Regions from separate parts of the Homo sapiens genome. Here region 1 is linked to region 2. A link is a loop called in an ENCODE intact Hi-C map of the cell type or tissue named here. Cell type or tissue: heart right ventricle. All regions are shown on one strand. Links, peaks and the distances in the headings refer to the core of each region. The heading gives the core; the rest is flanking DNA. Region 1 has its middle 57 kb from the start of UPP2. Region 2 overlaps CCDC148 (coiled-coil domain containing 148).

Region 1 (2,917 bases), core at 140-2,639, 130 kb after region 2:
GTTGTCAAGACAGAACATTTTCAATATCTTGACAAGGCATTTTTCCCAGTTCTCCTTTGGTCATAACGTTAACCATAGGCAAACTAGTGAAGAATTGACTATTAATTTATCTACCTTTAGATGCTTCCTTGGAAGTTCTTTTGTGTGTAGCTCCGTCTCCCTATTTCCTAACCCAAAATTCAAATCTCAATCCATACAACCTGGCACAGAAAAACAACTTGGGGCAAGCAGATTCTCTGGCTGGGGGAGTCCTTGAAATAATAAATAATGAGCAAGCCAGATGCTTAAGAGTAAAAAGTGAAGTTGTAGGTTATGATTTAAAGAGCAATTGAGAAGTTGGCTGGGATGTCATGATGGATCATATTCAAGTGAGGGGGAGTGGAAACTATGAGCAAACATACACTCTGGCGATGAGGTTATACATTTATTTAAACTACAATTCCACTATGCAGACAAAATATAGCTTCTTTATTTGATTTAGAACAGCCTTAATCTTGTTAATGAGCCCTACCCACTGGATAACAAAAGGAACAAACCAAAATAACATGCTTTAGTCTAGTTCTTAGTTTGAAGCAATAATTTTGACATTCTTAGGCATTACTCAATTTTTTAGAATCTTATTTCTTTTCCTTCTCTGTCAATGTGATGTCTGGGGCTATAGGGCAGATTGGAGCTTATATGATCTTGTGGGCTTTGAGGGGAAAGAGGCCCAAATGCCATTTAATATTCTTTGTCTCCTCTAGTCTCCACAGCCATGACCTTGAACAGCTGCTCATGGCTGGCCCCACTGGTACTTGCAGCTACAATTGGCGGCTGGTACCACTTGCGATCTAGCCTCTCGTAGCTTGGGTGGTGGCTGATGGCCTTCCCTGGCTCATGTGGCCTCACCGCACTTTACTGATGCTAATAACCCTTCCTAAAGGGTTGTGCCTCCCATTTGTCTGTCACAGCATCAAAACACGCTTACTGAGAAATAGAACTCCCCAAACTCTGTTTCCTCTACATTGAATCTACATCACTGGAGCACCAAAAGCCAACCCAAAAAGTAAAACATCAGGAAGTTTATCTCACCACATGGCACCTCCAGGTGGACAACTTGATGAAGTCGTCCCAGAGGTGCAGAGGGCAACATGGGAAGTGACTGCCTCCTAGAGTCCCAGGCATGGTATGGAGCGAAATGCTCATGCCACTTCAGTACCCCAAATTACCTGGATGTTCCTAAAGCTGCCCACTGCCCTTGAAGTTTGGCCTTGAGATGGTGTTGGGAGATAAGAGGAAGTTAGTCTTTCCATCTCTGCCTCTCTCCTTTTTCCCACCGTGCTTCAGGCTAGAAAGGGTGGGGTTTTCCTTGTCTTCGCCTGCATCTTACCATCCTTTCACCATCACTAGTTAAGCCTTGTGACTAAGCCATATTAGATAGAAAGGGTATCATCTCTATACCTCAGGAGGAATTCTATGGTCTGATTCATCCAAGTTAGTTCCTGAAATTCTAAAAGGGATTTTGAAAATTCCTCCTGTCATCTAAGCCTGGTTTTCAAGCCCATTATTTTCTCAAGGGACAAGGGGGTTTCATGGCTTAACCTACAAAGAATATGATTTGGAAGGGAAAAGAAAATACATTCAGGAAAAAGGTGGAAAGGTGGAAAATTGCAAAGAATAGGATTTGAGGGGGAAAGAAAATACATTCATTTAACATTCATTTAATATTTGCAAAGTATTCATTCATTACCTATCAAGAATGGAAAATATATTTATAAAGGGTAGGGAATTTGTCAGAAGTGAGAGGACTGCTGTTCAGACACATGGAGCGGAGTTAAGGCTGTGATTGGTAGGGACTAAAATGAAACAGCAAACATCTTACTAGAGCCGTTTAGGTTACAGAGGACTCTCTGGTTACCGTCTCTCTGGAGCCTCCTTTTGTTAGTTTATTTGGCTTTTCCTGTGTTCCCACGCTTGTGTACAAATCTCTAATTACTTGATTTAACTTAAGTGCATTTCTGTTCCTTAAAACCAAAATACCTGATCGAACATAAGCATTAATTTAAGACTTTTATATTCCACAATGTGTATACATTGTGCACACGAGTGTCACTAAATCTCATTTCCTGTTCCCTGTAAATGTCGTAATAGTCTCAGATTCCGGCTGCCACACTCCCAGGTCACCACCATGTCACCCTAGCTGGCTGACCTGACTCTCTTTGCGGTTATCCTGCCATCCTTGCCCCTTTAGGCTCCCTGAAACTCCACTGTCACTACATCCTCTCCTGCCCCGAGACTTACACATTGCTCTTCACCCTCCTCCCAGTCATTGTAAGTTGGATTTGCCTCAGTGCAGTTCTCGGGTTCTGCCCATTTAAAATAATCCAATTTCCCACTATGGTCAACTTGCCTGTACTCTAGGCAGGCCTACATCAAAACTGGCCTGTAAAGGGGAACACCCTGTCTGTGCTTGCTCTCTCATTTTCTGCAGTTCCTCAATGATTTTTGCCCCCATCTACCGCTAGTCTAAATCTAACCCATTTTTCCAAGCTTCCTCCAATCCAACTTATTTTCTTTACTCTGAGCTGTTAGTTACTCTAGGCCATGCTACTTTAGAGCTTAATTATATCTCATCTTTGGATAATAGGTATCTAAAGCTAATTTTTGTTGAGCACCTTTTATGGGCCAAGTGCCTTCCCAGGATAGCTCATTTGATCTGCACTCCACCCCTGTGAGGTGGGCACAATGATGTACATACTGGAAATGAGGAAATGGAGCCTCCTGGTGACTAAGTAACTTTCCTAAAGTCATACAGGTGATGATAAGTGGATGGAACTAAAATTCACACCATGATATCAGATTCCAGAGACTAAACTTGTCGTTAATGCTGGCAAACCGCCCCCAGAGAATCACTGCTTCCAATTTCAAGTGTCTTGAT
Region 2 (2,917 bases), core at 184-2,683:
AGACAAAGCAACCTATATATCCCAAAGGAAGAGAAACTTTCCAAAGGTTCTGAGAATTAGCATATGGTAATTGTCAAATCCCAGGGTATTTTTTAATTGAACCTTCACAGTAGTTCACTTAGCTTGTACTCAGTGCTTAAATTGAGTAGAACCTCATTAGGGAGGTTGTGTCATGTCATGCCTTAGTGAAAGTGGAGAGAATGAGAAATAGAGCTTTCCATGACATGGAGGCGTGAGAGAAAGGGAGCATTCTGGTTTGTGGGCTCTTTAATCTATGTGTCTTGACTATATTGACTCCTGATTTTGGCAAGAACACTCATGGCCATCAAAGGAGGTTAGGATTTTCCTTCTAAATCTCATTCTGGGTTTTGTATTCCACAAGGATCCACTGTGTGCTTCCCTCCTTTCCTCTCCTGTGTCTCTCCTTTCATGACAGACTCATGAGCAACCTGTTTCTGGGGTATTCCTCCCCAGGAGCATGTCTTCCTAAGGGAACCCTGTGGCTGCAGCCTCAGCCACCAGTACTTGCCTGGGCTTCTCTGTCACTCATCATTCACTTGTTCTGTTCTTGCCACCCTGAGCTCTTCCCCTCTCGTGGCCTCCATGACTAGGTCAAGGCAAGTGAGGGCCACTCTCAGATGCCAGCCCTGCACTTGCTGTCTCTGCCTGGAATCCTAATCCTCAAGACCCTGCTCAGATACTGCCTCCTCCGTGAAGCTCTTGCTAAGTTTAGCCAGCCCCTCCCACAGTGCAGTGATTGGTCATCTCACCTTTCTCCAAATTCTCAGTGGCTCTTATTTGTACGTCTCTTAAGATCACATGTCTATGCTTCTATTTCTTTATATCCATAAAATGGAATTAAAAAATGGCAACCCAGCATGTGATTGTTGTGAGGTCTAAATGACCTAAAACATATAAAGCACTTAGCACAAGACCTGATGCAGGGTGAACACGCAGTAAATACCAGAATCCAGAATGTAAAAGGTCTAGTGAAGGTGTCTCCACCTTGGAAAATGCAGGTGTGCACACTAAGGGTAAAGGACATTTGTGACTGATGCCACAGAGAAAGCTAAATCTTTCAATGATGAAAGGCAGAGGTGGAGAGCTAATACTCCCCTGAGAACCCAGGTGCCTACTCTTTTGAAAGGATGAATTCCATCTCTATAATTCAGTAGAAGTATAGCTTGGGCAAGGAGATGGCAAGGGAGGCTGCCCAAAAAAGGCAGCAGAGGAGGGCCAAGGAGCTCAGGGCTTTAAGCTGGTATTTAAGTGGGCCATATTTTAATAGCCGATGATTTTAAGGGGGTTGGAAATAGAATGCTAAGGGAAAGTCATGTTTTTGCTGCCATCTACAGATGTCAAAGTGCAATTTTAAAAGTTGCTTAACACACATACGCACCTACTCAGAAAGTGAGAATGTAGATGACAATATATGTAAAGTTTAAGTTCTAGTAAGTAAAATAATTTAGACATATTATTATAGTAGCTTATTTTACTTTTCCTTCTAAAAATTTGTATATTTAATCAGTAATGTAAACTTTCTAACAACCCAAGGTGTGCTAAAGCTTCTCATTGGGAGACCACTATAATAGCTCACTTGAAAGTGAGCCAGTCACCTCTCAGGGCAGGTTAGCCAGAGCCATGGCAGCCAGTGGGTACTCTGAGAGTTAATAAAGTGATTTCAATGAGGAATGAGATGAACTGAATTTTACTCCCACGCTTTCCTGTATTTCTCTGGTTGTTATTAGAATTACTATGAATTCCTGTAATCTCAGCACTTTGGGTGGCCAAGGCAGGCGGATCACGAGGTCAGGAGATTGAGACCATCCTGGCCAACATGGTGAAACTCCGTCTCTACTAAAAATACAAAAATTAGCTGGGCATGGTGGCGGGTACCTGTAATCCCAGCTACTCGGGAGGCTGAGACAGGAGAATTGCTTGGACCCAGGAGGCAGAGGTTGCAGTGAGCCAAGATCGTGCCTCTGCACTCAAGCCAAGACTGTGTCTCAAAAAAAAAAAAAAAAAAAAAAATTGCATTTTATATGAGTGTCTTTTATTGATTTGGACTTGAGAAATCAGTAAAAAAAAAAATGTGACAGTGCTGTTACCTCTGAGATGTGTTCTGCCCCTATGCTGTTTTCTGTACAATCTCCAATATTATTATGATGCTTCCACAACTTCCTTCTGTGTTATTTTTAAAGGGTTAAATATAGACAAGAATTATTGGAAAGGCGTTTGATGGAGAAAAAGGAAGTGGCCCTTCAAGAAGCTCATGAAGACAAAGAGAGAGCACGGCGGCTAGAAGCCCTTAGGAAACAGGTGTTTTTCATTTGGAAATTTTCATGGGTGGTTTTTTTAAAAAAAATGTTTCTAAGTGCTCTTAATAGCATTCTTACTGGGGCTTAGTTCATGACATCTGCTATATAAAATTTAACTTTTCCAAATGGGGATACTGCTGTTCATTCCTGGGAGCAATTAGATTATATTGAACCATTTCCAGTTTCTCAGTGTATTGAAAGAACTTTATCATCACCTTTTAAAAAGCTCTCCCAAGATTTAACTATATCTATATCACCTAGAGTTTATTAGCTGGATAGTATCCATTTACAACAGTGAGGCTCTACATCTAGTCTACGAATTTTACTGTCCTCAAAAAACCTGGTGGAGTTCGAGCAAGATAATCTTCTTTGGCATAGGAGCCTCCCTTTGGAAACATCCCACAGTCAACAAATGTGTTAAAAACAGTTTTTTAGAAAATACCTATTTTGTGGAGAAATAAAAGCCTCCTATCACTTTGCCTAGTGAAAGTAAGCAAAAGTAGATGAAAATGGATGGTAGATGGCAAGGGTGAGAATTTAAGAACTTAGGAAATGTGATAGTTTTACTTGGTAGTTTTTCAGAGTTTTGAACTTGAAGG

Evidence for each region. Hi-C counts contacts between places; a loop is a spot of excess contacts. Peaks named below come from ENCODE experiments on the same cell type or tissue, not always from the same donor. Only the 100,000 strongest peaks of a DNase experiment are listed, where the experiment ranks them.
Region 1: a loop joins it to region 2, with 2.4 times the contacts of the local background. A loop is called at or near these places in 21 of 110 quality-filtered maps.

Annotation. Positions count from the first base shown.
Region 1 is chr2:158,043,759-158,046,675 of GRCh38, reverse strand. It overlaps a transcript of UPP2 not described here. Among named protein-coding and RNA genes, the nearest start is that of UPP2, 57 kb to the left of the region's middle. In heart right ventricle, for the core only: no CTCF peak of the experiment used is centred there; no DNase peak of the experiment used is centred there; H3K27ac peaks cover 1,205 bases.
Region 2 is chr2:158,178,281-158,181,197 of GRCh38, reverse strand. CCDC148 (coiled-coil domain containing 148) reads left to right here. Exons shown (of 14, transcript NM_138803.4): 12 at 2,202-2,319. All of the region lies in intron 3 of CCDC148-AS1 (CCDC148 antisense RNA 1), which reads right to left. Among named protein-coding and RNA genes, the nearest start is that of CCDC148-AS1, 13 kb to the right of the region's middle. In heart right ventricle, for the core only: a CTCF peak has its summit at 1,352; no DNase peak of the experiment used is centred there.